Linked DNA regions of Homo sapiens: regions 2 and 3 are each linked to region 1. A link is a contact called in ENCODE Hi-C or POLR2A ChIA-PET data. All regions are on one chromosome and are shown on one strand. Each heading gives the region's core, a stretch centred on a gene start or an enhancer-like site at or near the end of the contact. The rest is flanking DNA. Distances are from core to core; before and after follow the strand shown.

Region 1 (2,700 bases), core at 195-2,694:
CCTATACATATATAGGGGTGTGTGTGTGTATATATATATGTGTGTGTGTGTGTGTGACAAGATACAACACATCAGGAAGTACTCAGATGCTATGATGGGATAGGTGGTCAGAAGAGAGGGAGGTCAGTGAGGCTAGAACTATCTGGGGACCATCTGTGAGGAGGGGCAGGGGAGAGGGCCGAGGAAACAGCAGGAACAAGCAGGCTGGCTAGTGTTCTTCCTATCAGACACAGTCAATGCTTGTCACTTGCTATTAATTCTGGGTGGGTGGGGACAGTAGGAAACAGGGAAAGTGCCCTGGGATAAGGAGACCCAAATTCTAGTCCTGGGCTTACCACTTTCTAGCTGGGTAGCTCTGGGTAAGTCCTTAGGTAATGCAAACCTCAATTTCCTCACCTCTGTAATGGGACCATAACCTCTTTCTTGCAGGTTTGTGGTGAGCATTGAAACATGTGAAATGTTTTTAAAAAGCGCTTTGGGCCGGGCGCGGTGGCTCACGCCTGTAATCCCAGCACTTTGGGAGGCCAAGGCAGGTTGATCACCTGAGGTCAGTAGTTCGAGACCAGCCTGGCCGACATGGTGAAACGCTGTCTCTACTAAAAATACAAAATTAGCCGGGCATGGTGGCAGGTGCCTGCAATCCCAGCTACTTGGGAGGTTCAGGCAGGAGAATCGCTTTAACCCAGAAGGCAGAGGTTACAGTGAGCTGAGACCGCGCCTTTGCACTCCAGCCTGGGCAACAAGAGCGAAACTCCATCTCAAAAAAAAAAAAGGGCTTTACATTTTCTTTTTCATTGCCTCGATCGTCCTATAGGGTGGTGAGAGTGTGTGTGTGTGTGTGTGTGTGTGTGAGAGAGAGAGAGAGAGAGAGAAGCACTTTGAGGTTAGGTTAGGAGAGTTCTTTTGAGAAGACAAAGGTTTCACTTCCACAAACATTTTCTTAGCATGCACTTTGTGCTGCTGAGGATTGAGATGAAAAAACTCAGTCTGTGTCCTCAAGGACCTCATGGTCTACTAGGAGAGACATGAATAAAGAGATGCTCAGTGCATTATGGATGTGGGTGGGTACAACGAAGAGGGGACCCAGTGCTGTGTGTGTGTGTGTGTGTGCGCGCGCGTGTGTCCAGGCAACTTCCACTCCTTCCAATCAGTGCAGATAGGAAGGTAGGTTTGTCAAACCTTTCCCTAGCCTGGGATGTTGTTGGCGCGTCTCCTCCCCAGTTCTCAGGAGTGAGGAGGAGAGCAGAAACCCCCCTCCCCGCCCCCGGGCCAACCTGCCTCCCGCTAGCCGGCCGGGCGCCTTACCGAGTCAGACCACTGGGAGGCTGGGGGAGCCGGGTTGGGCGAGGAGGCAAGCGAGATGGGGGAGCTCTTATTTTGACAGGGGCCTCTCCGGGCTCTGGTATGAAGGCAGAAGGAGGCAGCCAGAGAGCCCCGATGCTTATTCAGGCTGGGGAGTGGAGCCGAGTGGAGGGGCAAGCGAGGCTCCGGCAGCGCAGGGGAGCCCGGGGAGGCGGCGGCGCGCGGCGGAGCCAGTGGCTGGACATGCCCCGGACCCGGGGCCGCTGCACCACCGCCGCCGCCCGGAGCCAGCCGGCCGGACGCCCGCACGCCTGGGTCCCCCGGCGCCGCGCCGCCCGGGGGCTGTGACCCGGACCCTCGGAGTCCGACCAACAATAAGCGCCCAGACAGCCCCTCCCCACCCAGCGCCCGGCATTCCCGCGGGCTTTGGGGAAAGGAAAGGAGAGGCGAGGAAGGAAGGAAGGAAGCAAGCAAGCAAGCAAGGGAAGGAGGAGCAGGAGCAGGAGCCGGAGCCCTGAGGTTCGGGGCCGAGACCCCGGCCCCGCGCCCCGGCCCCGGCGGGTGTGCGCGCTCTCCCGCCACTGCCCGGCGCCCGCGACCATGCTCCGCGGTTGGGAGGCAGGAACCCAGGCACCCAGCGATCCCCGGATAGCCTCTCCCGGGCCGGGCTGGTATTGAGATCAAGGCGTCCAGGATCAAAAGATCACCGCCTGCCCGCCCCCTCTGCATCTCCAACTGGCGAGCAGGAGGACCCCCATCCACACAACGACCCTGACCTGGTCATGGCGTCCAGCTCCGGCCTGGCGTGAGGACCCCCCAATCCGCGTGAGGTGAGGGGTGGGCTGGGGGCAAGGCGAAAGTCATGCCAGGCCAGCAGAGGCGCGAGGAGGGAGATCCAGTTTGAATCGGGGAGGGGAAACACAGTCTGATTGTCTCTTGCTCTCTGGCACGTACCCCCAGGCTGTTTAAGGTGTGGGGGACTCCCCCAGGGTCAGTGGAGGCTACTCTTAAGCCCCCAATCAGGTTGGCAGCTCCAGAACACCGTGGGGAGGGCTTAGGGACAGCCAGGGGACCCTGCCACCCTAGCGCAGAGAACAAGGCCGGCCTTGGGCCAGCTGGAGCAGCGAACCTTGCCCTGGGGGCTTCTGGGAGATGTAGTCCCCCTCCCAGGCTCACCAACCCCGTGGGTCTCAGCACCCCAGCCCTCCTCCTCTGGCTGATAGGAGCCTCCAGAAGGAGGTGGGTTGGGACTGGGGAGAGCTGGGGGTCACCCTTTTCTCCCAGGCACTGCCTGTGAGTAGCGGGGGCTGTGACTGAGGAGTCTCTTCTTCCAAGGCTTCTGAGTGATGTGGGCTTGGCTGGGGGGTGGGGCAGTCATACAGTTCCTTGGAAGTGTCC
Region 2 (2,700 bases), core at 24-2,523, 130 kb before region 1:
CAACCCTGGCCCTGACAGCCAGGGTCTTCAAGCGGGCCTTTCTGTGAAGGGTGGCCAGGCATCAACTTAGTAGGAGAGAAAACAGATGACTTATTTCCATCCACACTTAAGGAAAATGCAGTCTCCAAGGACTGCGTACATTTCTTTTTCGAGAAGGAGTCTCGCTGTTGTCGCCCAGGCTGGAGTGCAGTGGCGCAGTCTGGGCTCACAGCAACCTCTGCCTCCCGGATTCAAGCAATTCTCCTGCCTCAGCCTCGTGAGTAGCTGGGATTACAGGCACCCGCCACCACGCCTGGCTAATTTTTGTAGTTTTGGTAGAGACGGGGTTTCACCATGTTGGCCAGGCTGGTCTCGAACTCCTGACCTCCAGTGATTCGCCCGCCTTGGCCTCCCAAAATGCTGGGATTACAGGCGTGAGCCACCGCGCCCGGGCGACTGCGCACATTTCTATGGAGCTGTAAGTTAAAAGAGAAGGCAGTGAGGTGCTTCTGTCATTCTATGACAGAAACAGCTAAAGAGTAGAGAAATGTTCACAAGATTTAATAGAACAGAAATAGGAGAAGGTGCACACAAGCTCAACCAACTATAGCCTCACAAATAAAAGTGTCTTTTGTGTGTAGTACTTAAGTTTGGAATATTCTTTCTTATACAAATGAGTGGGGCTTAACCTAAGAAATCCTGGCCAGATTCTGCGACGAATGCATCGGTTATCTCTGACCCATCAGCAAACATCTTTTTCTGTGGCTTCAGTTTCCTCAGTAAAACAGAGGGGGTTGCGACGGACTCAGTCCGAGGGACAGCCATTCTCCAACGTCTATCCAAAGCCTAGGGCACCTCAATACTAACCGGCAGGCCAGCGCCCCCTCCGCGGGGCTGCGGACAGGACGCCTGTTATTCCATTCCTCGGCCGGGCTCTACAGGTGACCGGAAGAAGAGCCCCGAGTGCGGGACTGCAGTGCGCCCGACCTGCTCTAGGCGCAGGTCACTCCCGAACCCCGGCAGCAAAGCATCCAGCGCCGGAAAAGGTCCCGCGGTCGCCCCGGGGCCGGCGCTGGGGAGGAAGGAGTGGAGCGCGCTGGCCCCGTGACGTGGTCCAATCCCAGGCCGACGCCGGCTGCTTCTGCCCAACCGGTGGCTGGTCCCCTCCGCCGCCCCATTACAAGGCTGGCAAAGGGAGGGGGCGGGGCCTGGGACGTGGTCCAATGAGTACGCGCGCCGGGGCGGCGGGGGCGGGGCCGGGCGCGCAGCGCAGGGCCGGGCGGCCGAGGCTCCAATGAGCGCGCGCCGCGTCCGGGGCCGGCTGGTGCGCGAGACGCCGCCGAGAGGTTGGTGGCTAATGTAACAGTTTGCAAACCGAGAGGAGTTGTGAAGGGCGCGGGTGGGGGGCGCTGCCGGCCTCGTGGGTACGTTCGTGCCGCGTCTGTCCCAGAGCTGGGGCCGCAGGAGCGGAGGCAAGAGGTAGCGGGGGTGGATGGAGGTGCGGGCCGGCCACCCCTCCTAGGGGAGACAGCGTGCGAGCTCCGGGGGCGGGTCGGGAGCGCAAGGGAGGGCCGCGCGGACGCCGGGCGCTCGGCCTCGCACCGGGGGGCACGCAGCTCGGCCCCCGGTCTGTCCCCACTTGCTGGGGCGGGCCGGGATCCGTTTCCGGGAGTGGGAGCCGCCGCCTTCGTCAGGTGGGGTTTAGGTGAACACCGGGTAACGGCTACCCGCCGGGCGGGGAACCTTACCGCCCCTGGCACTGCGTCTGTGGGCACAGCGGGGCCGGGGAGTGAGCTGGGAAAGGGGAGGGGGCGGGACAACCCGCAGGGATGCCGAGGAGGAGATAGGCCTTTCCTTCATCCTAGCTACCCCCAACGTCATTACCTTTCTCTTCCCGTCCAGGCCCAGCTGGCTTTCCCCGTCAGCGGGGGAGCTCCAGGTGTGGGGAGGTGGTTGAGCCCTGGGCGGGGATCCCTGGCCGCACCCCAGGTGTCTGACAACAGGCACAGTGCTGCGGTGCGCCACTCACTGCCTGTGTGGTGGACAAAAGGCTCGGGTCTCCTTTCTCTTGTCCTGTTAGCTTCTCTGTTTAGGGATGTGGCAAAGCCGAGGACCCATGCTCTTTCACTTGGGCCTTTGTGTGGGCGCTGCTGGGATGATTAGAGAATGGTTTGTACCCATCAGGAGGGAGAAGGGGAGAAGTAGGCTGATCTGCCCTGGGTAAGAATGAAGTAGATATGAATCTTACAGCCTCTCCGTTCTGGGATGTGATTCTGTCTCCTTCACTCCGGGTATCCAGTTTTAAGTGTTTTCTTTCTTCGCCTCCCCCAGGGGCACTATGGCAGACAAAGTTAGGAGGCAGAGGCCGAGGAGGCGAGTCTGTTGGGCCTTGGTGGCTGTGCTCTTGGCAGACCTGTTGGCACTGAGTGGTATGTACCCCAGTAGAGGGAGCAAATGGATAAATGATGACTGAAGGATGCATGATGGGAATTGAGCTTGGGGCTGTTGGCCAGAAGTCTCTTGAGTTGTTAGGTCCAGGCCTTTTTGTCTTTTGCCATCTTCGTTTACCCATGGAAAGTGGTATGCTTTGATTAGAGGGAGTCCCAGGAAGGTGGGCGAAGGGAGAGCTAACTGACAAACCTCTTTTCCCTTCAGATACACTGGCAGTGATGTCTGTGGACCTGGGCAGTGAGTCCATGAAGGTGGCCATTGTCAAACCTG
Region 3 (2,700 bases), core at 178-2,677, 240 kb before region 1:
CCCAGCCTGTGCCTTATACCCCAGGCTCACCGGATTCTTGCTCTTGCTGTCCTAAATTTGTTCATACACTCTTCCCAGTTTGGAATGACCTTTTTCCTCTGTTAGAGTCCCAACCAATTTTTTTTTTTTTTTTTTTTTTTTTTTTTTTTTTCCTGAGACAGGGTCTCTCGCTCTGTTGCCCAGGCTGGAGTGCAGTAGTACGATCTCAGCTCACAGCAACCTCTACCTCCTGGGCTCAAGCCATCCTCCTGCTTCAGCCTCCTGAGTAGCTAGGACTAAAGTGGTGTGCCACCACACCTGGCTAATTTTTGGCTTTGGTTTTTGTAGAGACGGGGTTTTCACCATTGTTGCCCAGGGTGGTCTCGAACTCCTGGGCTCAAGTGATCCGCCCGCCTTGCCCTCCCAAAGTGCGGGGACTGCAGGCGCGAGCCACCACTCGGGCCCCAACCAATCTTTTAAGATCCTGCTCAAAAGTCTCCGTCCCTGGGAAGTCTTTTCTGAGGCCTCTGAACTCACTTAAATGGAATGTGCCCCTATTTGGCACCTGGTCTCCTCCACTGAGATCGGGGCTTCTTGGGCAGGGTACGCTTAAGGAGAACTGGCTGCATTGGGCCACCTGCCTTAGCAGGGCCAACCAGCGGAGGAGCTGGCTGGGTGCTGGCCCGTCCCAGGGGCTGCGGAAGGGTTAAGAGAGGGCTCCAGAAGCCTGAGAAAGCCTAGGTTCCGGTTTAACCTCGGATCTAGGGCCACTGAGTCAAGACGGGACTTGCGGGGCCGAGGGCAGTTCTCCGGTGATCACCCAGGTCTCCAGGGCAATGAGAAAAGGAGGGGGCACTGCAGGAAACGTACAGGGGCGGTGTTCCTACAGGTCCAGAGCTCCTCCACCAAACTGGGTCCCAAACAGCTCTCCTACTTTCGGGTGGCCTCGGGAACGCAGGGGGAGACTTGCCAGAACGCCCGCCATTCAGCGCCCAGCTCCGTCCCTCTCGTTCTCGGCCGGGATCTCCCCGCGGCCCTTGCACAGCCTCCTCCCCCGGCCCGCCCTGCCCCCCGCTCAGCGCGGCCTCCCAGCCAGGGCGCAGGGGTTATCAAGCCCGCTAGGCCTTTACCCGCGGCTGCCCAGTTCCGGGAGCCGTCGGCCGCGGCCCAGAGGGGTCGGCTGGGCGGACGCCGGCGTCTCCCGCTAGCTCCCAGAGTCCCCGGCTCCTCGGCGTGGCGCTTCCTGCCCACCTCCGCCCGCCTGCGCGGCCCTGGCACCTGGCAGCGGGCGCGAAAGAGGACGAGCCCAGGCACTCGGGCCTGCGGGGTCCTGGGACGAGGGGGTCAGCGAGAGGGGCCCGGTGCTCCGGAGCAGGCGCAGGGCTGGAACCCCGGCGCCACCCGTCCCGCCATCGTCCCCCCTCCCTGCCTCCATCCCCGCGGGCACTGCCGCTAGTACTGCCCTCTGCAGGTTCCCAAGCGCCAGTGACACCCAGTGACCTCACTAACCACCTCCCAGGCTGGGCTGCTTGTTAGGCCCATTTTACAGATGAAGAAACTGATGCTCAGAAGGGTGAAATGACTTGTGCAGGTTGATTCAGTTAGGAAGTGGATGAGCCAGAACAACATCCCGGGCCTGAGTCTTCCTACCTTACCCCTGGGCCTCCCTGAGGCGCGGTGTCCAGGGGATTCTTCCCTCTGTCCCTCTCCGCCTCCCCAGCCTACCTTCAGGCAGAGACCTGAGCCTAAGGCTTCCTTGGGTTCTGCCTTATGTATCCGGTCCTCTTCAGAGCCCAGACCTATGTGTGTGGCTGCTGGTAACCTTGGTTAAGAAAGAAGGAAGAATGGGGGCTGAAGGACAACTTGCACCCCAACCTGCTCTTCGGGTCTGACACCCATTCATGGCCTAGCCCTGGGGCTTCCCAGTTCCCAAAGCCCCCACCCTTATCCCTACACTTCCACACACTTCCACACCCTGGGCTCACGTAGCCCAGAAGGAGGAGCCACCCACCACCCACAGCCAGGGCACGCCTTCGTATGCAAGCATGAGTGTACGATGTTCACACAACAGAGCTGTGCACTAGGGCACCCACAGAGAGGCTCTCCAGGGCAGGGCTGGGAAGAGGACTTACTGAAAACAATGTGGATGTTTCATTTAGACATTTGTTCATTCGTTGTACTGTGGTATTGGGTAGCACTGAGCACCTCACCCCCACAAGCCAGGTCCAGCACTAGGCCCTGGGCTGCCAACCACAGCAAGGCAGGCACCTCACTTTAATGGAATCAACTACCACATTTACAAATGATGTACTTCAAGGCCGAGGCAGGAGGATCACTTGAGACCAGGAGTTTGAGACCAGCCTGGGTGACATAGTGAGACCCTGTCTCTATTTAAAATGAAAATAGAAAATAAAAATATAAAAAACAGACAAACAAATGATGTACTTCAGTGGCAGAGGCAAGGCATTAGGAGAGTCTGGAAAAGGGAGTGCAGAGGAGGTAACATTTGTACTGGATCTGAAAAAATAAATCAGAGGACCAGCCGCGGTGGCTCACACCTGTAATCTCAGCACTTTGGAAGGCTGGGGGTGAGGGCAGATCTCCTGAGGCCAGGAGTTTGGGACCAGCTCAAACTCGTCACCATGGCCAACATGGTGAAACCCCCGTCTCTACTAAAAATAACAAAAATTGGCCAGGCATGGTGGCTCATGCCTGTAATCC

The links. Hi-C counts contacts between places; a loop is a spot of excess contacts on that map. ChIA-PET counts read pairs that join two places held with the same protein, here RNA polymerase II (POLR2A). Pooled maps may share reads with other maps.
Region 2: a map of endothelial cell of umbilical vein shows a loop between it and region 1 (2.5-fold over the local background). The contact joins the promoter of HYOU1 here to the promoter of BCL9L in region 1. A Hi-C loop is called at or near these places in 2 of 168 maps with a recorded cell type or tissue (ascending aorta and endothelial cell of umbilical vein), 12 of 37 single-sample maps with no recorded cell type and 14 of 50 pooled maps. POLR2A ChIA-PET finds 5 or more read pairs at or near these places in 21 of 52 experiments (A549, A673, CD4-positive, alpha-beta T cell and 18 more).
Region 3: a pooled map shows a loop between it and region 1 (2.5-fold over the local background). The contact joins the promoter of NLRX1 here to the promoter of BCL9L in region 1. A Hi-C loop is called at or near these places in 4 of 50 pooled maps. POLR2A ChIA-PET finds 5 or more read pairs at or near these places in 4 of 52 experiments (OCI-LY7, WTC11, activated B cell and 1 more).

The regions. Positions count from the first base shown.
Region 1 is chr11:118,924,670-118,927,369 of GRCh38, reverse strand. BCL9L (BCL9 like) reads left to right here and starts at 1,444. Exons shown (of 10, transcript NM_001378213.1): 1 at 1,444-2,132. RefSeq lists silencers at 320-379, 1,200-1,339, 1,540-1,589 and enhancers at 1,785-2,286, 2,658-2,700.
Region 2 is chr11:119,055,778-119,058,477 of GRCh38, reverse strand. It overlaps HYOU1 (hypoxia up-regulated 1), which reads left to right and starts at 1,273. Exons shown (of 26, transcript NM_006389.5): 1 at 1,273-1,458; 2 at 2,311-2,408; 3 at 2,635-2,700. The coding sequence starts at 2,318. RefSeq lists enhancers at 766-815, 1,175-1,674, 1,675-2,175 and silencers at 1,046-1,325, 1,416-1,695.
Region 3 is chr11:119,167,452-119,170,151 of GRCh38, reverse strand. NLRX1 (NLR family member X1) reads right to left here and starts at 1,427. Exons shown (of 10, transcript NM_001282144.2): 1 at 850-1,427. RefSeq lists enhancers at 1-631, 632-1,337 and a silencer at 909-1,518.